2 separate regions of the Mus musculus genome follow, and region 2 is linked to region 1. Evidence: chromatin loops called from intact Hi-C (ENCODE). Cell type or tissue: left cerebral cortex. All regions are shown on one strand. Each heading gives the region's core, and the rest is flanking DNA. Links, peaks and the distances in the headings are about the cores only. Region 1 has its middle 18 kb from the start of 4930461G14Rik. Region 2 overlaps 1700072B07Rik (RIKEN cDNA 1700072B07 gene).

Region 1 (5,374 bases), core at 262-5,261:
GAGGGGATTACCCGGACAAACCAGACCCAGGTCAGCAGTACACTGGTCCACCAGCTCAACTCACGGCTCAGTGGATCTTAGTTGTCTGGTTTCATTCACCAAAGAGCTCTCTGGATATAAGTGATACCAGGTAGCTGTGCTTCTCGTTCTGCATATGGGCTTGATTGATTGATGCAGTGACCCTGGGCTAGGGCTAGCAGCCCTGAGTTTTACTTTATTTTTATTTTATACATATGGGGGTTTGCCTGTATGTATGTATATACTTGTACCGACTCTCCGTGTTGTCCAAGCTTGCTTGGTACTCACGATGTAGACCAGGCTGGCCTCAGTCAGGAGGTGATCCTCTTACTTCTGCTTCTCCTAGTGCTGGGGTGACAGACGTGAGCCACTGCATGCTGCTATTATGCTTATTGTAAAGATGAAGAAACTGAGGCAAAAAGAACAGAACCAATCCTGGAGGTGCCTCAGCACCTTGGGGGCAGACAGAGAACTCTCTCATTTATCGGCTCACTGGCACCAGCGTAGAGGTGCTCCTGGGTGGCAGTGGGGGCTCAGGGGATGTGCCGGCTGCTACCCACCTCCCCCCTGCCCACCAGAGGCCTGCTGATCTCTCTCCTCCCTCTGCCTTTTAATTGCTTGGAAACAGAGCTGACGGCAGTGGGAACGGCTCAGCCACCGCGGGTCTCATGACTGGAGGCTTTTGTTTGTTCGCAGAATCATATTTTTACACTCCGGCTTCCGCTAATTTATGCCGCAGACCGAGCTCTCCCTCGCCGAAGATGGCGTGCTGAAGAGAGGGGAGTCGATTCCTGGCTTTATTTAGCCATCCTGGAGCCTATCAGAAGCCAAGCAGGGGATAAATGAACAACAACAAAAAGTAATAATAGCTGGGCTGGGTGTTTATTTTCTAGCGGTTTGCCTCCTCCAACGGGCCTGCCGCGTTCCCTCAGCGCATCCGCCCGTGGAAGCTGTGCTGGGAAAATTAAGCGAGTCCTCATTTAAGATGGAGCAATCAGCCCTGCTAGTTGCTGCTCAGCACCTATAGAGGCTCAGTTTGTCTCAACTCCAGGAGGAGAGGAAAGGGAGGTGGGGAGGCCTTGGAGCAGCCCCCAACACACACACACACACACACACACACACACACACACACACACACACACACCTCTGTGTGTAATGATGAGCCATAGGTGCAGAGCTATAACATCCCATAAGTAAGTGGTCTCCACTGGTGACGATCAGGGAGGGCTTCTTAGAAGAAAGGACTCAACGATCCAAGAATAACGAGCCATTAGCCTGACTTGCAGGAGGTCAGAGGCACTGATGGAGACTGCACTGTTAAGAAAGTAGCAGAGATGGGTGAAGGTTAGCAGTGGAATGGGACTCCATTCTGGAAGCCTAAACGAGAGGGAGATTTCTCTTGTGCAGAGCTCTGGACCTGTAAGTGGGATCTGGGGCAAAACATTTAGCATTGATGATCAATAAAGGCTGGAGGCTCCCTGGCTTGAGAGTATATGCCCAAATGCTCCTGGAAGGCCAGAACACAGAGAATTGTGTTTTAATTAATAACTGAGTCAGGGAGGGCCTGAGTCAGGCCTGTGAGGGTCAAACACATGAACATGAGGTCCTGAAAGCAGTAAGAAAGGGAGAAAAGTGAGTCAGAGCTGGTGCTATGCCTTAGAGCTGGAATGTATCGGGCCCTTACTATGTTCGAGCTCTTAACTCTTTCTTCTACCTTCAGGACATATGTGGCTATCTTGTCACCTGTTGTGGCCACCAAAAGTACTCTAACCAGTGGGCACAGACGTACTGATTATGCTCACCCATCCCAGCCACCCACCATCACCTCCTCATTTATTTTCCTACCCACCTCTGACTCCTCTATCCACACCTGGGCACCAGGCTAGTCCACCCTGCATCACAGCGAGCTGGGCAGTAGAGGCAGTGAGAGTTGGCCAGCAGGCAGCCTGGAGGCCTTTAAAGACAGCATCAACCTAGAGAAAGTACAGAGGGCCTGGCTGCTAGACTCGGAGACTCGGGAAGCTGCTGTGTGAGCTGAGTGCTAAGCAGATTCATCTTCCTGTGGCAGACGCATGTTCCGAGCTCACGGGGACTGATATTTATATACGCACCCGATGCCAATTTATTAATTTATAATAAGATGCTACTCAAGTGCAGCGGATGTTTGTCTTGGCAGATGAGCATCTCTCCCAGTAGGCAGGCTACATGGGAAGCGAATTGCCATCAAAATGCTGCGTTAGTGATTTGCAAGAAGAACTAGAACTTCTGAAGGCCCTAGATGCTGGTTTATGCCTAGCTCTGGCTTCTCTCCCTAGAGAGAAAAAGCTCCTCGGAGGCCCTGAAGCAGAGGCCTAGGGGTTGCTGTCTATCTGATAGCTTCTCTATCATGCAGAAGCCAGATTCTGCCTCCTACTCCCATTGGCTCAGGGATCAGCAAGCAGAGGCCTCCACTCCCCATTTTTATTCGGCCTGTGAATGAAGAATGGGTTTTACATTTTTAAATGATTGAAGAAAGAGTCAAAAGAAGAATAATATTTCATGATATGAGATAATTTTTATGGCGTTCAAATTTCAGTGCCCCCATATAAAGTTTTATGGTACACAGATGCGTGCATTCATCACGGATCATCGCTGGCAGATTCATGCAGCATTAGCAGGATTGAGTCATTGCAATGTACTATTTAGTGTGGGACACCTAAAATTCCCACTCACTTCTCTGGCCTTTATAGAATTTTTGACTGTGACCTAGGCCAGTGCCTCACCTTCTGTGGCCTTTATGCCTTTATGGCATAGCTGCCACACCCCAGCTCTGAGGCCGTCCACTGATTACCCAGACCATAGTGCTGCCCAAGTTTGCCCAGAGATGGATTTTAGGTGACCCCTAGGTTTATAGGCACTTCTTGGGCATCATAACCACCATTTGTCATCAGCTCAGCCTGCAGTTGGCAGATACGCAGTACCTCCACACACTGACAATGTAAATACTTCCATTTTTGTCATCCTTTGTTTGCCAAAGCCACCCTCCTCTGTCTGCCAGAGGGCCTCCCACCTTCCTACCTCTTGAGCACATCCCTAAGCCATCTATTCGGTCTCTGATCTACTCAGGCAGGAAGTGGTGATGTGGGCATGCCTGTACATATGCCTGGAAGTACGCATATGCGCTCAAACCATCAGTGGAGGTAAAAGGCTGGAGAGAAGGGCGCATTCTTGTGGATAGAGGTCAGGGGACCCTGAGTAGGGTTGTCCAGTTCCAGTGAGAGTTTTTGCTAATGGAAAAAGAACAGTAAAACTGTAACCCTAAGGCCTTCTGGAGCTTTGGGACTACAAAGCAGCAAGGAACCATCGTCTGGCATTCTTAAGAGGCAGCTGTGTGGGAGAGAGAGCGAAAAAGAGAAGAGCAAGCGAGGGAGGGAGAGAAAGGAAGAATCAAGGAGAGGAGCTTGAAGCCCAGAGGAGGGAAGAGGGGGAGAGGGGAGAGCAGGGAGATAGCATTCGAGCTGTAGTGACTCAGGGCCATTGATTCATTCTTGTAGGGCTGTTTTGTCCCAAGTATGGATAGTGTAGGCAAGCTTGTCTGGGAATGCACAGGGGTAATGTGGGCACAGCTGGGCACTCAGACAGCCAGTACCCAGGGCATGGCTTACCCTATGGTCCTCCTGCCCAGCTGGAAACTCTTGGTTTAAGCTCCCCTGGATGGCAAGGGGGAATCTGAAGGATTCTGTCCAAGCTCCACTGGCTATCAGGGTGACAGTCCTTCCTATATGGAGAAGCTATTCTGCATCAGGCCTGGGACCCAGCAATGGCTCCCATCCCCCTCAGCTGGCTCTCATTGCCTGGGAACATGCCCAGGCTGAGTATGGCAAAGCACACAGAGGTGCTTGTGTGCACAGGAGAGACCCAAACCCCAGTATCTGAAATCCTCCTGCTCCAAACTGCCAGGAACAAATAGGCATGCCCTGGTAGTGCCAGACTCAGCCAGGGTCCCTAAAACCAAGGGCAGAAGGCTGGAACAAAATAAAGAGAAGCTAACTTCCACAGCATGAGATCTGCTCAGAAGGCTTCGGTTTTCCTGCAGTTTGTAGACTTTTAACTCTAGCTCCAAACTTTCCGGTTTGATGGACATTGAATTGAAGCATCAGGCTGGAAAGAACGGAAAACAATACAGGGGCTCAGGTCTCCTGAGGGTCTAGAACTTCTATCTATAAAGAGAGGCAGCACAACCTAACTTAACCTTAGGCTCTGGTGTCAGTCAAGAGTCCTACATCTACCTTGCTTCCTGGGCAGTTTGAGTGACAATCTCTCTTAAGTTCAGAAAGCCACCGGGGATGCAGCCCATTCTGCAGAATGCCTCCCTGGCATGCACAGTGCCTAGGTGTGGTGAGGCCCAACGTGACAGGCATGGTTCTTCACCAGGTTGACAAGGGGAGGGGACATTCTGGAGCAGTGGTTCTCAACCCTCCTGATGCTGCAACCTCTTAATAGAGTTCCTTGTGTTGTGGTGACCCAGCCCCAACCATAAAAATTATTTTTTTTTGCTACTCATAAATGTAATTTTGCTATTGTTATGAATTGTAATGTAAACAGCTGTGTTTTCCGCTGGTTTTAGGAGACCCCTGTGAAAGGGTTGTTTGACTCTCCAAAGGGATCACAACCAACAGGTTGAGAACCACTGCTCTGGAACATTTCAGGGAGGGGCCATAGCCTAGGCCACAGCAGAGAGGTGTTGGATCTTCTCAGATGGGCAGTCACAACAGAGTTTCCCAGCACCCTCCCTCCAGTGGGAACCCTCGGGAAGCTAACTGGCTCAATATTTGCTAACACCAAACACCATTTTGCCTCATCAGATTTCCTGATGAAAAAATAATTCTGTAATGAGGCCCCAAGTTAAATAGACTTGGTGTTTGGAATTATCGGGCTTCATTCTTTGCCAGAATAGATAGGAATGGGATAGGAGGATAAGGAGGGTTAGCTCAGATGTGCATGCAAGGAGGTTACTTTACTCCCCTTCAGCAATCTTCTTCACCGCAGGCACGCGCACGCACACACGCACACACACACACACACACACACACACACACACACACCACACAACAATTCTGATGTTTTTCCAGATTATTGCTCGGTTTCTAACAATCTTCCAGTTGCTGGAAAAAAGTTTGACTGGGGGCCAAGGACCGTGAATGACCCCAGCCTGCTCTTTGCCTCTACCTATTCCTCTAATCCTGGGTTAAGAAGGAAATGTAACGGCTTCTCTATTTGCTGAGCCCAGTGAACCATAGATACCACTTCTGACCCGTTTTACTCAGTGACTGAGAGGGACTCTTTTGATTCCCCTGTGTGGTCAGAAGCTAAGGTT
Region 2 (5,374 bases), core at 255-5,254, 62 kb after region 1:
TCCAACCCCAACACAGTAGTCCTGGGGTCCCTTTTGCTGTGTCCCTCGTAAGCCTTTCTCCTGCCCACTCCCTCCTTGGCCCCTTAGAATTTCACTAGAGATGGCTTCTCTTGGGAATTGCCACCATGACCACCAAGGCCCACATGTGCTTTCCTTGTAAAGGGAGCTCATTGGGGGACCTGTGAGTTACTGTGTCTGTGTTGTGTGTCTGTATGTCTCTGTGTGTGTGTGTCTGTATGCCTGTGTGTGTGTGTCTGTGTATTTGTCTGTGTGTGTGTGTCTGTATGACTGTCTGTGTGTGTATGTCTGTATGGCTGTGTCTGTGTGTGTGTGCCTGTATGACTGTGTCTGTGTGTGTGTCTGTGTATGTGTCTATGTATGTGTGTCTGTATGTCTGTGTGTGTGTGTCTGTGTATTTGTCTGTGTGTGTGTGTCTGTATGACTGTGTCTGTATGTGTGTCTGTGTGTGTGTGTGTGTGTGTGTCTATATGACTGTGTCTGTGTGTGTCTGTATGACTGTGTCTGTGTGTGTGTGTGTCTATATGACTGTGTCTGTGTGTGTGTCTGTATGTCTGTGTCTGTGTGTGTCTGTATGTCTGTGTCTGTGTGTGTGTGTCTGTGTATGTGTCTGTGTGTGTGTCTGTATGACTGTGTCTGTGTGTGTGTGTGTATGACTGTGTCTGTGTGTCTGTATGACTGTGTCTGTGTGTGTGTCTGTGTATGTGTCTATGTATGTGTGTCTGTATGACTGTGTCTGTGTGTGTGTGTCTGTGTATGTGTCTGTGTGTGTCTGTGTATGTGTGTGTGTGTCTGTATGACTGTGTCTCTGTGTGTTTGTGTATGTGTCTGTGTGTGTATGTGTGTATGTCTGTATGTGTGCACACGTGTGCAGGTTGTGAGCACATATGCAGGATACTGCAGAGTGTAGGCTCTCCCCAGAGGAAACTGTCTAGGGAAGTATGGAAGTGCAGGCATGTTGCAATGTGTAGTGTGCAGATCTGGGCACATATTTTGTGTCCGTGGCTCTGAATATGTTGAGGAGTGAACTGGAAGCACGGCATCCTGACTTTTAGAGGTGCTCATAGATTTAGGGGTGCTCACAGACTCCTAAATTTGAGGAGTGTCACAAAATGCTAGAATGTCTGAGGCCCATGTGTTTTGGGTTCCTCTGAGCCTTAGAGCACATCAGCCTCTTTTTCCAGGGCTTCCTGCTGCCTCCACCCTTTGGCCTCCCAAGCACTGGAACAAGGACTGACCCCTTGATCATAGAGTCTTTCTGAGGTCAAGGGCCAGCAGCAGCCTCAGTGACTCCCCAGCTGACCCAATGTTCCTTGCTGTCCACCTCAGCCACAGACAGGCTGTAAGTCTCACAAGTTTCATGAAGGGGTTCAAGATTTGCTTCAGTGTTTTCTAGAACACACTACCCCCAAAGAGCCACTGTTTCCTGCATGCTTGCAATGTGCTAAGACACTGCTGCGAGCTGAGTGCTGTAAGCTGAGGGCTTTATGGAGATGACTTAGACCACACAGCAAATCTAGCAAGGGCCCCATTCCACAGGCAATGGTGACTTGCCCTGGACCGTATGACAAATCCGCTCTAAGACTAGAACATGAGTCCAGTTGTGTCAGACTCTGACTCTCCAGCTTCTCTCTCCATGTTCGGGTCTACAGATTGTCTCAGAGAAGGGAAAGGGCTCATTTTCTCCCAGCCTCACTTACTAAACAAAGATAATAGCTTCCATCTCAAAAAAAAAAAAAAAAAAAAGAGTTCACCTCTATACCCCTGTATTTAAGATCCAGCCCTCCCTGGCAGAGAAGGTGGAGGAGGAAGCTGGAAGGGTCCCTTCCTGGAGGAAGCTCGGCGCAAGAAGAGCAGACACACCTGAGCATGCATGGTGTGAGGGAGTCGCTCCTGGAATGGATGTGAATTTGCCTTGCTCCATTCCTTTGGCTTCCGTGGAACCCTGCCTCAAATGCCTGCTGGGGCTGAGGACATCAGGGAAATGACCTGCAAGGAAGGCACTGTTGCTCCGAGATACACATCACTGCTCTTGGCTGCACGGAGAGGCTCAGCTCATTCCCTTCGCCACCAGATTTAAGTTGCAGGGAGCATGCATTATTTTTTCATTAAAAATTTATTTTGGAATGGATAGCCTTCAGAGACGTAATTAGCCACGTTATTTCCCTCCATTAGCTGTCCCTGGTGTGCTCAGGAATGTCTTGTCCCTTTTCCTCTCCATTTCACTCTTTCCATTCTCCGCACAATCTGGGCTGCAGCGTTTCCCCAGCCCTCCACCCCCCCACCTGCCCCGTCATGACCGCGTGCAGCTTCCAGAACAGCTCTCCCCACGGGGCTGCTGGGAGCAAAGTCCTCGGGGACAGCACGGGATTCAAAGAACTGTCACCCCAGCTTGACATTACTTGGAATGGTTCCTGTGGGTCATTTTTAGTGTTGTAGCCAGTAAGCTGGAAGGTGGGTTCCCCAAGAACTGGGAAGTGACCCAAAAGGCAACAAATAACTCCTAGGCACCCCAAGTAGTACAGAAGACTCATAGTGTGGGTGGGTTGCTCTGGTTCAGGGAGACCCCAACCATGTCAGTGCTCAGAGGAGCACTGTTGCCTCCAGCTCCACCCGCGCCCTGTTCCTATCACAGGTGACACATGACACGCAGCCATCTCCAGCATTGTCAGAAATACCCCGCTCTGTGGGAGTGAGGGCAGAAAGCCTGACACCCAAAAATCTAAACTTATCCTAGCTCCCTACAAGGAGGGGCGAAGAGAAAGGTACAACAAAGTAGCTCCAGTGTGCATGATTTCTATGAAGAGCCCTGACTGTCCCAGATCCCAGGGGTCCTGGGAGGTATACTCTGAGGGGGCTGGTACTAGTAACAGAGATGCAGTGAATGACATTTCAGAATTGTGCCACGTGGTATTGGCACGAAGGGAACGCAAGTCAACTCGGCTCCTCACATTGGTCTTGCTGCTTTGTGCTTTCGTGTGTATGTGTGTGTGTGTGTGTGTGTGTGTGTGTGTGTGTGTGTGTGTGTGTGTGTGTTTAGGTTCCAATATGCAGAGGAGCAGAAACTGACAGGTTCACAGGGTCTTTGAACATGGGCACAGATGTTACTACAAGCCTCAAGGAATCAGGCGGCATCTTGACTGTCTTCATCACGGTGATTTTTATGAACAATCCCTGGGCATAGTGAATAGCAATGGTGAAGCTGTGGGTGAAGTAAGAACTGGGTGCTGGTGCCACTGTGCTTGCCAGCCCTGCTGGACTCTTTACAGACACTCCCTCATTTATCCTTCAAGCCCAACAGGCATTACCACCCCTCCCCACAGGGTGCCGGGGAGAGATTCATACAGGGTAAGAAGAGATGGTGTCAGACGGATGACTTCTGTTCCGCCTCCCGGGAGGAGTCTCATTGTGTGGAAGATGGTAAATGGTACAACAAAGCCTGCTGCCAGGAGCAGCAGGCTCAGGGTATCAACCCACTCCGCGGCTGGCAGGTGTCGCCAAGAAACACACAAGTCACCCAACACCAGATGGAATCACGCTTTAGTCACATAGATGAGAGGGAATAAGAGCAACTTCAACAGTGGGTGTCTGCCCCCCTATAACCAGAGGTCTCAGTCTGCCACCAACACGGGATGATGACCTTCACATGGCCTTCTGTGCCATAGGTAAAGGCCCTCGCTCTCTCTCCACCTGGAAGAGATCTAGCAGGGAGGCTGGCCAGGAGCCATATGACGCACAAGCTTAAGCAGAACAAAGGAGCGCTCTTGGAGCCTGGAATGGGGAAAAGGTGGTTGCAGCAAAGTGATGTGCCCCACAAAAGCTTAGTGTAACCTTTTCTCTTGGGAGAAAAGGGGTTTAGTCCCAAGCCACTTTCCTAAGGCTGTGCAAGAGTCAAAAGCTACATGTACTGGTCACTTGTCCCCATCTGGATTTAGACACAAGTCTGCCTGGCACCACAACCCAAGAGCTTTCTTACCTGCACTCAATCACTCCTCTGCAGGCTCAGGTAAAGTCTGGATATGGTGACACCAACATTCCTGTGCTAGGGAAGCAAGAGATAGGCAGGACCCAGGGCTTGCTGGCCAGTGAGCCTAGCCTACTTAGTAAATTCCAGGTCAATGACATACTATTTTAAACCAAAACCAAAATAACAAGGTAAAAGTCTGAAATGTCTGGAGGTAAGAGTCCTCTGATCCCTGGAAGGCCCCCTCCCTCCTCACCAACGCAGCCCATCAGCTAACAGCCAGATTCCTAAGGGCAAAGATGGCCCAGGTGGCCTTCTGTAATGCTAATCCCAAGCATGCCAGTCCAGAACCTACGGCTCTCATGCCCTGAAGCATCTCTATGCATAGATACTTAAAGCAGAAATCTGGAGAGAGAAACAGAGAGAGACAGACAGACAGACAGAGAGCGAGAGACAGAGAGAGACAGAGATGCATAAAGGGAAAGTAATAAACTGGCGTCCAAACTCTTTGGCAATTATATACACAAGTGGAAGCAGGGACTCTTTAGCTCCAGGAGACCCAGGAGACATAAAGTGCTGGTAAGAATCTGCAAATGAGACCGGAGAGATGGCTCAGGGTTGAGTGTTTACTGCACAATCATGAAGACAGGAATTTGGATGCCAGCACCTATGTAACAAACTGGGCATCTGGCACAAACCCGTAACCCCAGCTCTGAAGTAGAAGAGGAGGAGACAGAGTAGTTGGGGCTTGCTGGCTTTTAGGCTAGTGGGGAAAGAGGGGGCCCCAGGTTTAAGATGAGAAGCTTCCTTCGAGGGGGACATCCAATGCCTCGTCCTGGACTCTGAGCACACGCACATGTCTTAGTCAGGGTCTCCATTCCTGCACAAACATCATGACCAAGAAGCAAGCTGGGGAGGAAAGGGCTTACTCAGCTTACACTTTCCACATTGCTGCTCATTACCCAAGGCAGTCAGGACTGGAAATCAAGCAGGAGCTGATGCAGAGGTCATGGAGGGATGCTGCTTACTGGCTTGCTTCCGCGGTCTTGCTCAGCTTGCTTTCATATAGAACCCAGGACCACCCACAATGGGCCCTCTCCCCTGGATCACCAACTGAGAAAATGCCTCACAGCTGGATCTCATGGAGGCATTTCCTCCTTTCTCTGTGATAACTCCAGCCTGTGTCAAGTTAACACACAAAACCAGCCAGTACAGTACACAATTGTGCACACACACACACACACACACACACACACACACGCATGAACATACACTCATACACACAAATAAATCCATTTCTTAAAGAGTATCTGAAAATATGTGGGTCAGATTCAGGCCCTTCGTGCTCTGTGGAGTTCCTTGAATTGCTTGAATATTAAGCCTCTGTATCGT

The links. A loop is a pair of places that touch in the nucleus more often than their neighbours do. Peaks named below come from ENCODE experiments on the same cell type or tissue, not always from the same donor. Only the 100,000 strongest peaks of a DNase experiment are listed, where the experiment ranks them.
Region 2: it touches region 1 in a loop (3.0-fold over the local background); 3 of 42 quality-filtered maps call a loop at or near these places.

What each region holds. Positions count from the first base shown.
Region 1 is chr9:58,434,548-58,439,921 of GRCm38, reverse strand. No RefSeq gene overlaps it. Among named protein-coding and RNA genes, the nearest start is that of 4930461G14Rik, 18 kb to the left of the region's middle. In left cerebral cortex, for the core only: no CTCF peak of the experiment used is centred there; DNase peaks (open chromatin) are centred at 2,155, 3,091, 3,427, 3,801 and 2 more places; H3K27ac peaks cover 3,600 bases.
Region 2 is chr9:58,372,352-58,377,725 of GRCm38, reverse strand. It overlaps 1700072B07Rik (RIKEN cDNA 1700072B07 gene), which reads right to left. Exons shown (of 3, transcript NR_040727.1): 2 at 3,995-4,055; 3 at 3,543-3,789. Among named protein-coding and RNA genes, the nearest start is that of 1700072B07Rik, 4.5 kb to the right of the region's middle. In left cerebral cortex, for the core only: a CTCF peak has its summit at 3,358; a DNase peak (open chromatin) is centred at 3,461.